Regions from separate parts of the Homo sapiens genome. Here regions 1 and 2 are each linked to region 3. The links are chromatin contacts, found by Hi-C or POLR2A ChIA-PET in ENCODE. All regions are on one chromosome and are shown on one strand. The core of a region is the stretch at or near the end of the contact, and the rest is flanking DNA. Distances in the headings are between cores, read along the strand shown.

What was found. A loop is a pair of places that touch in the nucleus more often than their neighbours do. ChIA-PET counts read pairs that join two places held with the same protein, here RNA polymerase II (POLR2A). Pooled maps may share reads with other maps.
Region 1: a map of MCF 10A shows a loop between it and region 3 (11-fold over the local background). The contact joins two enhancer-like sites. A Hi-C loop is called at or near these places in 2 of 168 maps with a recorded cell type or tissue (MCF 10A and endothelial cell of umbilical vein). POLR2A ChIA-PET finds 5 or more read pairs at or near these places in 2 of 52 experiments (A549 and activated B cell).
Region 2: a loop to region 3 is called in a pooled map, with 2.2 times the contacts of the local background. The contact joins two enhancer-like sites. A Hi-C loop is called at or near these places in 2 of 168 maps with a recorded cell type or tissue (Panc1 and endothelial cell of umbilical vein), 1 of 37 single-sample maps with no recorded cell type and 3 of 50 pooled maps. POLR2A ChIA-PET finds 5 or more read pairs at or near these places in 1 of 52 experiments (OCI-LY7).

What each region holds. Positions count from the first base shown.
Region 1 is chr4:41,315,817-41,320,680 of GRCh38, forward strand. No RefSeq gene overlaps it. Among named protein-coding and RNA genes, the nearest start is that of UCHL1, 61 kb to the left of the region's middle. Within about 2 kb of position 3,140, at least 6 of the 41 ENCODE cell types and tissues checked have a DNase peak (open chromatin) inside an H3K27ac peak, as active enhancers do.
Region 2 is chr4:41,288,247-41,293,018 of GRCh38, forward strand. No RefSeq gene overlaps it. Among named protein-coding and RNA genes, the nearest start is that of UCHL1, 34 kb to the left of the region's middle. RefSeq lists an enhancer at 1-410. Within about 2 kb of position 2,479, at least 2 of the 41 ENCODE cell types and tissues checked have a DNase peak (open chromatin) inside an H3K27ac peak, as active enhancers do.
Region 3 is chr4:41,382,411-41,387,392 of GRCh38, forward strand. It overlaps a transcript of LIMCH1 not described here. Among named protein-coding and RNA genes, the nearest start is that of UCHL1, 130 kb to the left of the region's middle. Within about 2 kb of position 2,726, at least 4 of the 41 ENCODE cell types and tissues checked have a DNase peak (open chromatin) inside an H3K27ac peak, as active enhancers do.

The DNA.
Region 1 (4,864 bases), core at 1,890-4,389, 66 kb before region 3:
GTGGGTAGGGAATGGAGGCTGCTGATTAGCTGGGGATGAAATCATAGGGTTGTGGAAATCGGTCATTTTGTGCTAAGTGCACCTCTGGGTGGGCCTGCAGGGTCAGTTAAGTCATGAGTCACAGGTCCAGGTGGGATCAGCTGGTGGCCAGAAAGTCTGAAAAAAAAATCTCAAAAGGTCAATCTTAGGTTCTACAATGGTGATGTTATCTATAAGAGAAATTGGGAAAGTCACATGTTGTGTGGCCTTTGGCCACATGACTCCTGAGCAGTAAGGGATTACAAAAACTACACCTATATTTTAGCAGAATTCAGGCCTCTCTCATAATCCTAATATTGTGGACTTTCATTAGTCTTACAAAGGTGGTTTTAGTCCCTCAACTAGGAGGGGTTTGGTTTAAGGGAGGGACTTTATCATCCTTGCTTCAAAGTTCAACTATCAACTATATTCCTCCCCAAGTTAGCTTGGCCTGTGCCTAGGAATGACCAAGGACAGCTTGGAGATCAGAAGCAAGATGGAGTCGATTATGTCAGATTTCTCTTACTGTCATAATTTTGCAAAGGCAGCTTTATAAACAGTCCAGAAACAGACAATATGCAGTCACTAGGGTTATGACAAAGGGACAATAAAGCACAAGAAAAAGAATGATCTTCATAAATAGCAATAAATCAATTGGATACCCACATAGGAAAAATGAATCACAACTTCTATACTACATGATACACAAAAATCAATTCCATATGTATTGTATGAAATGAAGCTTCTAAAAGAAAACAAGGATATCTTTATGATCTTGGTGAAGGCAATTATTTTTCAAACAGGACACAGAAAGTATAAACCACAAAGAAAATAAATCATAAAATGGACTAAATTAAAACTAACAACTTCCTTTTTAAAAAGATCCCATTAAGAGAATGAAAAAACTGGCCGGGTGTGGTGGCTCACACCTGTAATCCCAGCACTCTGGGAGGCTGGGGCAGGCAGATCACCTGGTAGGCAAATCTCCTGAACTCAACCAGGAGTTCGAGACCAGACTGGCCAATGTGGTGAAACCCCATCTCTACTAAAAATACAAAAATTAGCTGGGTGTATTGGCACACATCTGTAATCTCAGCTACTCGGGAGGCTGAAGTAGGAGAATTGCTTGAACCCGGGAGGCAAGCAAGCCAAGATTGTGCCACTGCACTCCAGCCTGGGTGACAGAGTGAGACTTTGTCTCAAAAAAAAAAAAAGCCATAACATGGGAGAAATTTGTATCTCACCTATCTGACAAAGAACTGGTCTCTAGAATATATAACTACTACAAATCAGTAAGACAATTCAACAGATACTTTCAAAGCACAAAGCAACATGGATGAATCTCACAGACATGATGAGGTCAAGGAGCCAGACACAAAAGAGTATATGTGGTATGATTGGTATGATTTAATTCATATAAAGTTTAAAAGCAGGCAAAACTTCTGTATGGCCATACTTGTTATATTTAAGGATGAGGTGGCTAGTAACTGAAAAGGGGCATGAGGGTGCTTCTGGGATGCTGGTGATATTTTATTTCCTGGTCTGGGTGTTGTATAAAGAAATGTATTCATTTATGATTTGTACACTTTCTATATATCTACATCTATATCTCTATGCTATATTTCAGTAAAAGTTTGTTAAAATGCCATATGGCTTAGTTGGAGAGAAAAGTATAGATTGGGATTGTAATGAATTATTCTCTGATGAACTATTGAACTCACCATTGTATTATCTACTGCTGCAAAACAATTATTCTGAAACTTAGCAGCTTAAAACAACAAACATTTATTATCATTCAGGGTCTCTCATGAGGTTGCAGTCTAACTTGGCTGGGGCTACAATCATCTGAAAGCTTGACTGGGACTGGGGGATCCATGTTCCAGCTCATTTGCACTGTTGGCAGGCTCTAGTTCCTTGCTAGCTGTCAGCGGGTCTTCAGTCTCTCATTACATGGCCATACAGCACCTGAGTGTCCTCACAACATGACAGCTGGCTTTCTCCAGAGTGAGTGAGCAAAGGGGGAAAGGCAGCCCAAGATGAAAGACACTGTGTTTTTAAATGACCTAATTGTGGAAGCTACATACCATCACTTCTGCTGTATTCCACTGACAACACAGATCAACCCTAGTGCAATGAAAGGGAACTACCCAAGAGCATGAAGACGAGCTGGTAGGGATCTTTGGGAGCCATCTTGTGATGGTTTCCACAGCTATCTTTCTCACAACCCTTACTAGAATATTAATGGAAATTCTAAGATTCTCACACTTCTCTCTGTTATAATTCATTAATATGTACAAAAATCTCTAGCTGCTTTCAAACTGGTGACCCCATTGGAAGAACTTGCCGGTGGGGGTGAGGAGAAACCTGAGAAGAGGGTCAGATTCTTCCATCACTGTCCCAAGGGGCATAGACTCTGTGAAGATGGTCGTTTCTAGCCTGTGATTTCAGAAATTCTGGCAGGTCCCCCTGCCCTTGGTACCTCAACATAATATGACCAGTGATCCCTGAAATAACTCCAAAGGAAACCTATGCCACTGGTGAAAGATGTTCCTTTCCTATCAAATGCAGGCACACTAGCAGCACAGTAAAGCAGTGGTTCCCAAACTTGGCTGCTCTTTAGAATTTCATGGGGAGCTGTGAAAAATGTGAATTCCTGAGTCTGTCCAGAAAACCGATTCAGACTCTCCAGAGGTGGACTTCCAGACTCTGCAGTTTGAGAAGGCTTCTCTCCATCTGTCAGAGTAAGAAAAAAATTTTGAAAATCAATAAAAAAGAAAAAAGAGAAGGCTTCTTAGGAAGTTCTGAGAGAAGAGTTGGCCAAGCATCTGACAGCTGGTCCTGCAGCGGTATTTGGAAACTACTGACATATACCATTAGTGTGTGTAGATTTCAGACCCCTTCTGGGGAGTGAGTTTCAATGTTGGGAGTGAGGGTGGGATAGCCATTTGTCCACAAAGAGCCCATTTTTCTTCCCAGCTCTCTCTGCTCAATGTGCTGAGTGAGATAGTGCTTCTCAGCCTCTTTGAACGCTTTCTTGTCCCTCTGCCTGCACTTTGGTTCCCATCACGTCAGCCTTGAAGGTGGAGTGGCCTGTCAGCACCACAGGCTTGTGACTGGAGCCACAGGATCTCCTTTATCTCCTCAGCTTCAGGCTCTGTTGTGTGAATCCAGGCTAAGAGCAGTTCAATGACTCAGGGTTAAGAGGACACACCGCCATCTCTTGACTCAGCCAGGAGATCCTTCCTCTTTGGCAATAAAAGGACACAATGCTTTGTAGAGTTGCCACTTAATATAGATGAGATTACAGTTTGTGGACTGGATGAATCTAGAGACTTGTTTTCTCACCTATGAGAAAATATGCAAGGCATGGGAACATTCTTCATAGTAGTAAAAATTGAAAATATTTGTTTTTTTCATCCATTCACTCAACAAATATTTGTTGAGCATCTCTGATCTTATCTTCTACTACTGTCTTGCTTATACCTCTCCAACCACACTAACCCCGCTGATCTTCTTAGAACAAACCAGGTACTCCTCTGCCTTAAGGAATCTGCTGCAGCCTGGAACTTTCTTACCCAGTTGTCTACTGAGCTAACTTCCTCACCTTCAAATCTTTGCTTACTTCTCACCTTCTCGATAGGGGTTAACGTGACCACCCTATTTACCCCTGCAACCAGCTTCCCTTCCTTACACTGTTCTACCTTTTATTTTTCCACAGCTCTGTTTACCTTTTAATACACTATTTCATTGATTAGGTCATCGTTTATCGTTTGAGTTCCTCTCTTGAATGTTAAGTTTCATCAGGGCAGGAATCTTTGTCTGTTTTTTTCACCATGTGTCCCTGGTACCTGGCATGGAGTCTGGCACGTAAGAGACACTTGATAAATATTTGTTGAATGAATCAACTGGGAGCCGGAAGAGCAGCATGCAATACAGATAAGATCACTGGTGTCATAGAGCTCATGATTTATTGGAGGTGAATGTAAATGAATTATTACAGAAATGCTTATTTAGTGATAATTGTGATAGCTAAGAAGGAAATATGGAGTTGTATCTGAGAGTATACGAGGGGCCCAACCTAATTAGGGGGCCAGGGATAGTTTGTTGAGGCAGCAACACTTAGCCTGAGACCAGAAGGTGGAGTGGAGTAATCCAGCTGAGGGAGCTGGGAAGACAGTGGAAAGACCCTCTTAGATTTCAAGTAGTTTTCAGTTGTCCGGCTTATAACAACCGGGCATGCTGACAACCACATGGAGGTGCCTCTCTTTTCTCTTGAAGTAGCTATTCAAACTGAGTTTCCAAAAATCTGTAGACTACCTCTACACCAACATCTGAACACCAACTTCAGAATATTTCTCTTGTTACAGATGGATGCTCTTTGATGAATAACATTTTTGATCTTCTGAATGTCTCCTTAATCAGTTGAAAACAAATTAAGTTTTCAATTGATTAAATAAATTTACTCAATCCACTGGATAAAGTTTAAATATTTATTGTATCAGTCCACTGAATAAATAAAGTTTAAATATTCTCAGCAATCAATCAAGAGTTTAAGAGATCTTATCTCAGAAACAAAACCACATAAAGGCTGAGGTAAAAGAGCTTCATACTGAGAGGAAAGCCTTAGTTGATGAGATGAGCAGTTCTCTAGGTATTCTTCCTAGCACTTGAAATAAAGTACTTTGCACAAGGCAACTAAAGAAAATGTCTGTAGGAATTAGGTCAAAGTTGTAATAGTTAGGCAAGGCACGGAGGTTTACACCTGTAATCCCAATGCTTTCAGAAGCCAAGGCAGGAGGATCCCTTGAGGGCAGGAGTTTGAGACCAGCCTGGGCAATATAGAGAG
Region 2 (4,772 bases), core at 1,229-3,728, 94 kb before region 3:
TTGGTTGGGGAGTCCCAAGGTCTGAGCCCCCAGGAAGTGTCACAGCTTGTTCGGTCCTGCTGCCCGCAGCTCAGTGAATGGGGGTGTGTGGTGTCAAGTGGTTTTTTCACTCCGGTAGCTCTGCGAGCAGGAATGTATGTTACAGCTCTTTTCGCACCCTCCATTCAGCAGGTTCCAGGTTCTTGTCCCGTGACCAAGAGGAATGAGGTATGCAGACATCAGAGAGTGAGCAAGGCAGATAAAATTTTATTGAGCGAAAGAAAAGCTCTTGACAATGAGAGGGACCCTGAAACGAGCAGCCCTCTGTGTGAGACGGGGCTGAAAGTGGGTAGTGGTCTGTGGGGCTGAGTCCGGGGTTTTCTGTGGGCTCAGAATAGGAGAGTGTGTGCTAATTGGTCCATGATTTGGCCTGGAAAAAGCACCATTCGATTGGCTAAAAGGCATGAAGGAAGTTCTCACTGTGGTCGTGGACTCCACCCAGAACTGGCAGTTTGGTTTTCCAGCTTCATGCTGTCTTTGACTTGAAGGTCGGGTTTCACCGGGGTCCTGTCCCTGTCTGCCTAGGAATTTGTTTCCTGCTGCTATCAGCTTTATTACGGTATAATCTACATACCATAAAAATTTAACTGTTGTAAGTATATAATTTATTATTTTTATGAATAGAGTTGTTAAACCATTACTGCAAATCCGGTTTTAGAACATTTCCATCATCCCTAAAAGTTCTCTCATGTCTGTTTACAGTTAATCCCTGATCCCACTGCCAGCCCCAGACAACCACTGATCTGCTTTCTATCTCTGTAAATATGCCTTTTCTGGACATTTCATATAAATGGAATTATACAAATAGAATCTTTTGTATTTGGCTTCTTTCACTTAGCACAAGTTCATTTGTGCTGTAGCATGTGTCTTAGTTCTTTCTTTTTTGCTGCTGAATAGTATTCCGTTGCATAAAAATACCATATCCTATTTACCCATTCATCAGTTCATGGACATCTGGGTTGTTTCCAGTTTTGAGCTATCGTGAATAATACTGCTCTGAACATTCATATGCATGTATTTATGTGGATCAGTTTTAATTTCACTAGGGTAAATTCCTAAGGGCGAGTTACTGACATTCTAGTTTCTGTCTCACTGACTCCTTATATAAGAACTTAGGATGCATAGAGCAAAGTCTGGTGTTCTGATGGTGTCCACCTAGGCAGGTGGCCTATGTAGAGGATGGCCCTCCTCCTCCACCACTACCTGGTAGTGTCAGTGGAGAAGGGAGCGGAAAAGATGGCTATCAGTGGTTACTGGCTGAGCTGCCATACGTGGCAGTGGCCCTACTCAGGCATGAGAGTCCCTAAAGCTGAATTCCCTGATGGCCCCTATGGATTCTCAAGGAACATATTTCAAGACTTGGTTTTTAGGCCAGGTGCAATGGCTCACACCTGTAATCCCAGCACTTTGGGAGGCCAAGGTGGGTGGATCACCTGAGGTTGGGATATCGAGACCAGTCTGGCCAACATGGTGAAACCCCACCTCTAATAAAAATACAAAAATTAGCTGGGTGTGGTGGTGCACACCTGTAACCCCAGCAACTTGGGAAGCTAAGGCATGAGAATCACTTGAATCCAGAGGTGGAGGTTGGAGTGAGCCGAGATCACACCACTGCACTCCAGCCTGGGTGATAGAGTAAGACTCTGTCTCAAAAAAAAAAAAAAAAAAAAAGACGAGATTTATAAATATATATATTAAAAATTCTATATATTTTATTAAACAATTTTTAAATATATATTTTTTTGAGGCAGGGTCTTGCTCTGTTGCCCAGGCTGAAGTGCAGTGGCACAAATGCTGCTCACCATAGTTTCAATTTCCTAGGCTCAAGCAATCCTCCCACCTCAGCCTAAGTAGCTGGGACCACAGGTGTGCACCACCATGCCTGGCTGATGTTTGCATTTTTTGTAAAGACAGGGTCTTGCTATGTTGTCCTGGCTGGTCTTGAACTCCTGGCTCAAGCAATCCTCCCACCTTGGCCTCCCAAAGTGCTGGGATTACAGGCATGAACCCCGTCTGGTCTATTAATATGTTTAAATGTCTTCTATTACTATTTTAAATTTACTATGGCAGGCAGTATATGTTATTAAGAACTTCTGATTTGGAAGACTTGGACTTGAATCTTGATTCTATCACTAACTATATATATTTCCTTCAGCAAAGAGCTTAACTTCTCAGGATCGTCACCAAAACAGGGGGAAGGGCCATCCTGTGGCTTAAAAAGGAGATAATTTTTTTTTCATAGAAAGGTGAGAAAAATGAAATCTATTGGGCGAAAAGGAACAAAAGGGAAACAGGGACTCTCAGCAAGGCAAGAGTCTTGCTTTCAGTTTCCTGCCTCACAGCTTGAGTCCCAGGTACCACCCAGGAAGAGGAGAGGCCAGGCACCTCCCTGCTGCAGAATGGCAGGAACTTCCCGAGGCTCCACCCTGTTCTCCCAGTACGCAGCCTGGTCAGAGCCTCTCCAGGGACCCTTTTATATTTGGCTGTCTCAGTTTCATCACCTGTAAAGGGTGGATAAAACTATTTGTTCCTTCTAGCTCACGTTGAAATTAGATTACAGATGGAAAAGTATTCTGGAAAATTTCCAAGTGTTTTGGAAGTGGGAATTCTCCTCGTTCTGTGCTTCCGATCTTGGGAAATGCCACCACTCACCTCCCAAGACTTGAAACTTGGACTCTCTTCTCTCATCTCCATACCCCATCTTAATTATTTTCCTCCCAAATATACTTAAAGTGTGTCTCTTCCTCCCATCTCCACTGATACTTCCTCAGGTCAGACTCTTGGCATTTCTTACCTAGATTATTGCAACAACCTTTTTTTCTCATTTTTAAATATTATTAAAAATTTTTAAATTGTAATAAAATATATACAACATAAAATTTGCCATCTTCCCCATTTTAAGTGTACAGTTCGGTGGCATTAAATAAATTCACATCATTGTACAGCCATCACCACTGTTCATCTCCAAAACTCTTATCAGCTTGCAAAACTGAAATTCTGTACCCATTAGACACTAACGCCCAATTCCCTTCCCTCCCCCAGTCCTTGGCAACCACTATTCTACCTTCTGTCTCTATGAATTTGATCACTCTAGGTACATCATACAAGTAGGATCATACAGTATTTATCCTTTTGTGACTGGCTTGTTTAACTTAGCACAATGTTCTAAGGCTTCACCCATGTTGTAGCATGTGTCAGAATTTCCTTTCTTTTTATTTATTTATTTATATATTTATGTTTATTTATTTATTTTTTTGAAATGGAGTCTCGCTCTGTTGCCCAGGCTGGAGTGCAGTGGCGTGATCTCCACTTGCTGCAACCTCCACCTCCCAGGCTCAAGTGATTCTCCTGCCTCAGCCTCTCGAGTAGCTGGGACTATAGGCGCACGCCACCATGCCCGGCTAATTTTTGTGTTTTTAGTAGAGATGGGTTTCACCATATTGGCCAGGCTGGTCTCAAACTCCTGACCTCGTGATTTGCCTGCCTCGGCCTCCCAAAGTGCTGGGATTACAGGTGTGAGCTACCGTGCCCGGCCCAGAATTTCCTTTCTTTTTAAAGTTGAAACAATATTCCATTGCATGCACAGACTATACCACATTTTGTTTATCCATTCATCTGCTGATGGACATTTGGGTTATTACCAACTTTTGATGCTTGTGAATAATGCTGCTATGAATATGGGTATACAAATATTAATACCTCTTTGAGATCCTGTTTTTAAATTCCTTATGCCCATAAGTGGAATTCCTGGATATTTGGAAGTTCTATTTTTAATTAGAAAAATAGTTTTTGAGGAACTGTCATATAGTATGTTTCCCATAGCAACTGCACCATTTTACATTTCCACTGGCAATGCATAAGGATTCCAATTTCTCCACATTCTCACCAACACTTATCTTCTGTTTTTTTTTTTTTGAAAAATGTTAAAGTAATCATCCTAGTGGGTATGGAGGTGCTATCTCATTGTGGTTTTGATTTGCGTTTTCCTAATGATTAGTGATATTGAGCATCTTTATATGTCATACATAAAAAGAATGAAAAGGTAACCTATACAATGAGAGAAAATATTTGCAAATCATATGTCTGATAAAGGGTTAAAATATATAGGGTTAATTCACTCATCTATAAAGGGTTAATTCACTCATATAGATGTCTTTTCTTTTCTTTTCTTTTCTTTTTTTTTTTTTTTTTTTTTGAGACGGAGTCTTGCTCTGTCACCCAGGCTGAAGTGCAGTGGTGCGATCTCGGCTCACTGCAAGCTCCACTTCCTGGGTTCATGCCATTCTCCTTCCTTAGCCTCCTGAGTAGCTAGGACTACAGGTGCCCACCACAACTCCCGGCTAATTTTGTTTTTGTATTTTTAGTAGAGACAGGGTTTCACCATGTTAGCCAGGATGGTCTCGATCTCCTGACCTCATGATCCTCCCACCTCGGCCTCCCAAAGTGCTGGGATTACAGGCATGAGCCACTGTGCCTGGCCTATAGATGTCTTTTCTAAAAAAAGAAAGATAAAGGGTTAATTCACTCATATAGATGTCTTTTCTAAGAAAGAAAGAGAGAGAGAAAGAGAAAGAAAAGAAAGAAAGAAAGAAAGAAAGAAAGAAAGAAAGAAAGAAAGAAAGAAAGAAAGAAAAGAAAAGAAAAGAAAAGAAAAGAGAAAAGAAAAGAGGGAGAGAAGGAGGGAGGAAAGAAAAGAAAAGAAACCAGAATGCCAGAATGGCATAGAGCCATGT
Region 3 (4,982 bases), core at 1,476-3,975:
TCAGAGGTTTTAGTTATGTATTTATAGCCAAGGAAACAGGGCTATGAGTTTGTACTGTAGGCAGCAGTAGGGAGGGGGAATTGGAAGCAGGAGGGAGGGCTCTGCAGTAGTTCAGTTGATGCATACATAAGGCCTGAATTAGGGAATTAGGAGAGTGATCATAGGTGTGGAAAGGAGGGGAGGGCTTCCAGGCACATTTGGTGTAAAATGGATACAACTTGGTAACCTGTACATTGCTACCTTTGCACATTTGGTTTCCCCTGTCTCAAAGGCTCCCTCTTCTCGAGTGTTGCTCTACTCAACCATCAATACTCAGCTCAACACTCAGGGAAGTCTTTTTGGTAGTCTTCCACGTCTCGTGAAGGCAGAGCTTATATGGCTGTCACCATTGTTTTTTTGATACAGAGTCTTGCTACCATCACCCAGGCTGGAGTGCAGTGGCACAATCTTGGCTCACTGCAGCCTCGACCTCCTGGGCCAAGCAATCCTCCCACCTCAGCCACCCAAGTAGCTGGGACTACAGGTGCATGCCAGCACACCTGGCTATCTTTTGGTATTTTTTAAGAGGTGAGGTCTTGCCACATTGGCCAGGCTGGTCTTGAGCTCCTGGGCTCAATCGATTCACCTGCTTCAGCCTCCCAAAGTGTTGGGATTACAGACGTGAGCCACTGTGCCCAGCCATGCTAATCTTTTTATCATTGAATTGTCCATCTTATATTTGAACTAATAATCAGTTGTAAGTCTGTCTCTTCCATATTATTAGCTGCTAATTCACTTAGTAAGCACCCTTTCTATGTTTGGTCTGGAGGTAGGTGCTTGGGACACACTGGTGAGTTAGAGAGATATATAATTGCTGATTTCTTGAAGCATGTGGTCTAGTGGGGAGACACACAGATAAACAGGCAATTACTGTACATGCTGTAATGGGGGAAGTAAAGAACGGTTTAGGAACATATAGGACAGACAGCCTGGAATGTGTGGGTGCCAGTGAAGACCTCATGAGGAGCGAAGTGATGAAGGGGTTGGATGTGGTGTGGGAGGAGTTAAAGCCAGGGATCTGTGGGCTTTGTGGCTCTGGATTAAGAGAAAACTGCACATCTGAGGAAAAGAAGAAAATTCAACATCATTTTAAAGGGTCTTGTAAACTATGATCAGAGCTGTGTTGGGAAAAATCTTTGATTGATTTTCAATCCTGGCTGCACAACAGAACCATTGTATGGCGCTTTTAATAGTAGAGGGAACTGGGCCCCACTCCAAGCTTGTTTAATTACTATGACCAGAGTGTGTGGCTCAGATATATATCTATATCTATAGATCTATCTATATATATGTCTATATGTATGTGTATGTATATATTTAAGGCTCCATAGGTGATTCTGGTGTGTGACCAGGGTTGAGAGCTGTAGGGCTCTCTCTGTGAACACTGTGAAGAATGACATTTAAGGGATGAATAGAAAGAGGAACCTGCAGAGAAACTGAGATAGGGAAGTGAGAAACGTGGACAATTAAGTGGGAGAACTCCTAGTTGTTAAATGTTGAAGACAACTAATAGTATCAGCAGCTAAGGCAAGAGGAATTTTCAAGAAGGAAGGGAGGAACACAATTGTCAAATGCTGCCAGGAAGGCAAATAATGAACTGAAAAGTGACTGCTGAATATGGCTAAAAAGGTTGTTAGAGATCTAGGCTGGAGCATTTCAGTAGAATGGTGGGGCAGAAGCCAGACTGCAGGGGGCTGAGCAGTGAGTGGGAGGTGAGAGGGATTAGACAGTGAGGGGTCCTTCACATTACATCCTGCTTTCTTTTTTTTTTTTGAGACGGAGTCTTGCTCTGTCACCCAGGCTGGAGTGCAGTGGTGCGATCTCGGCTCACTACAAGCTCCGTCTCCTGGGTTGACGCCATTCTCCTGCCTCAGCCTCCCTAGTAACTGGGACTACAGGTGCCTGCCACCACGCCGGGCTATTTTTTTTTTTTTATTTTTAGTAGAGACGGGGTTTCACCGTATTAGCCAGGATGGTCTCGATCTCCTGACCTGGTGATCCACCCGCCTCGGCCTCCCAAAGTGCTGGGATTACAGGCGTGAGCCACCGCGCCCGGCCTACATCGTGCTTTCTTGGTCATCACAGAATCCTCAGCAGTCAATAAACTTTGAATAAGTGAAAGTGTGGGTATTGGGAGAGTAAGGATTAAGTTGATGCAACATTTTTAGCCTGACTGGTTGGGCACATGGCAGTGGCATTTGCTGAGATTTGAAGCAAAGCCAGAAGAAAGGGCTGAGCTTGATTTTGTGTTTTAAATATGCAAGGGAGAAGATGCTAAGTGCGGTTGTAGATATATTAAGTTTGATGCTCTTTTTCTGATTATTCTGTAAGTACAGCGTTGTCTTCAAAGTCCACTCCAAATACTACCAAGTATTACTTGGTGTTGATCAGAAGTAGGGTTTCCCCTCAACTTTGTATGCTTGACAATATGATAGAACTTGAAAAAAAGAGGAAATCTAGGAATTTAAGAAAAAAGTCTGAACAGCATCATTTTGGGATATAAGTGAAGTAGAACTGATAGGAAGGGGAACACATCCTCTTTGCCTGAGGAAGTTGGAGTAGTTCTACCTCTGTTATGGCATTTAAAAATTGTATATTTAATTTTTCAGTGTATTTAACTTCTCTTTGTCCTCTTGAAGTTGGGAACATTCAGTTGTACTCTGAACCAGTGGATATTGTGACCTGGCGCTGTGCCACTTGGGCCAGCTTTTGCTTCCTTAATGAATGCACTTCCTTCATCTGTTAGTGATAAGCAGGCAAGTGAGGAATTCTTATCTGCATCTATGGATTGAACATCTGTTTCTATTCCACTGTGTTTCAGTTTTAACTTCTTTGCTTAGAAATTAATGTGAGCAAGTGAGCCTCCTCTTTTTAAAGCCATTTTGGATTGAGAGTATTTGTTTTCTGAGCATTTTATATGCATTAAATTGATAATTTAGATTTTTTTTCTAATGTTTTGAGTGATACAGAAATCATCATCATGGGTTTCCTTAAATTTCTGTGGCAATGGGCTTATTAAAAATGTAATTTTGTGCATGGTGATTTTTGGAGGGATATCAAACTTATCCTATGGGTGTTCAGTTTTGTCAGAGAGTTATGATACATTTTATTCTGCATATTAAAAATGTTCCAGAAAGGAAAGCAAAAAAATCACCATGGCAACTCAGTAGAATGCCCTTATTTTGTTTTTCTGAAAGGAAAATTCTAAATCTGAGTAAGAGGTATAAAAAAGAGCAGTGCAGATTGTGTCTCTGGCTTCCAGGAAGTGAGCTCATAAAAGAATGGGTTTGATGCCCTGGGTGACTCTGTGTTATTTAGGACCCCATTTGTTTTTTCTCATAAGGAAGAGCTATAAAAAGGTGGCGTATATATTGACACTACTAAAACAGATCTGCCAAAGAGCCTGTTGAATTTTTCTTTGTAATGCAACTTTTTGGAGCCAACTGTAAGTGTCAAGGCTAAGGATGAATGGATAGCTGCAGGGGTTGGTGGGGGAAGGTTCTTAAGGTGTCATCACACCACTTTTGACACTTCAACACTGAAGGAGTGCTACTAGGGTGAGTTTGATTAGAATGATTCTAGCAGAGTGTCAAAAAAGAAATAATACATAGTCAATGAATTGATACATTGATTAATAGTAAAAAGTAGAATCAAGCCATGTACCATTTTTGTAGAGAGACTGGTGGGCAGATCAGTTGTCAACATGGCATCCAGTAGTAGCACCAAACTGGTCGTGTAGAACTCAGTGTCTGACCTGTAAATGGTTGCTATTCCAGGGCTTCTGTTACCCTTCTTGGGGAAGCACCAGAGGACCTACAGGAACATCAGTATTCCTTAGAGGAGGGATGAAGTGCTCAGGCATAGATCCTGACTGACAAGGCTGGAAGTAGCTTGGGAAAGTTACTTAACCTCTCCAAACATCAGTTTTCTTATCTATGAAATGGTTATGGTTATAACAGCTATCTTATAGGGTTGTTTTCAGGAATACATGAGTTAATATGTACAAAAAATTAAAAGAAATGCCTGAAACATAGTAAGCACCAATTATTAGCTCTAATTATTGAAGAATCTACAAGTGATGCTTTTTTTTGGCTGTGACTTTCCTATATTGGATATGTTTATGAAATGGACAGGCAAACAATTAGTTTTTGTTGTTGTTCTTTGGTAATTACTTTGTAATAAGTTAAAATGGGATGGGTATAAATGGGGAGGGGATATATTGAAACCCAATTTTCCATGACCTGGCGTCATGTGGGATACTGAGAGATCACTGACACATGGAACATTCTGGTCTGTAGCATTTAGGGAAAATATGGATATTTAGCAAAGATGTATCTAAGGGACAGCCTAGGTAACTTATCAGTTCAATAGTGAGGTTTCTGATGTGCATGACATCCAGGGGTGAGATTTCTGCTGTTATATGGTAGGAAAAGGAATTGTATGCTGTTTTCTTTACTTTAATTGTTTTTAGCCAAAGTAGCTGTTATAGCTATATGCTATGGTAAAACACTGCAGCTTTTGGTTGTTAGGAAACTGTTGGGTTATCTGGGCTCTTCTTTTTCCCAAGTTCTGAAGATGAAGAGCTGCCTATCAGAAGGCACAAAAAGAATAAAACAGTTTGTGGCTTCTGAGACAAAAATTGTTATCTATGACAATAAATAAATACTCATGCATACTGTATTTTTTAAAGTTAAACAATATTTATTTTCATTTGTCTTATTAGAAATGATGAAAATACAGAAAATGAGAATGTACAGATAACATACATGAGAACATACATTGTTCATTCTTTATAGAATGTATGTACATTCCACTCATAATCCTTTTGCACAGAAATCTACTTACATGAACATTTTCTGGGTACATGCACGTTGATGTAAATGGGGCTCATATGCTTTCTATTTTAAAGTACATTATAAATACATTTATTTTACAATGAATAT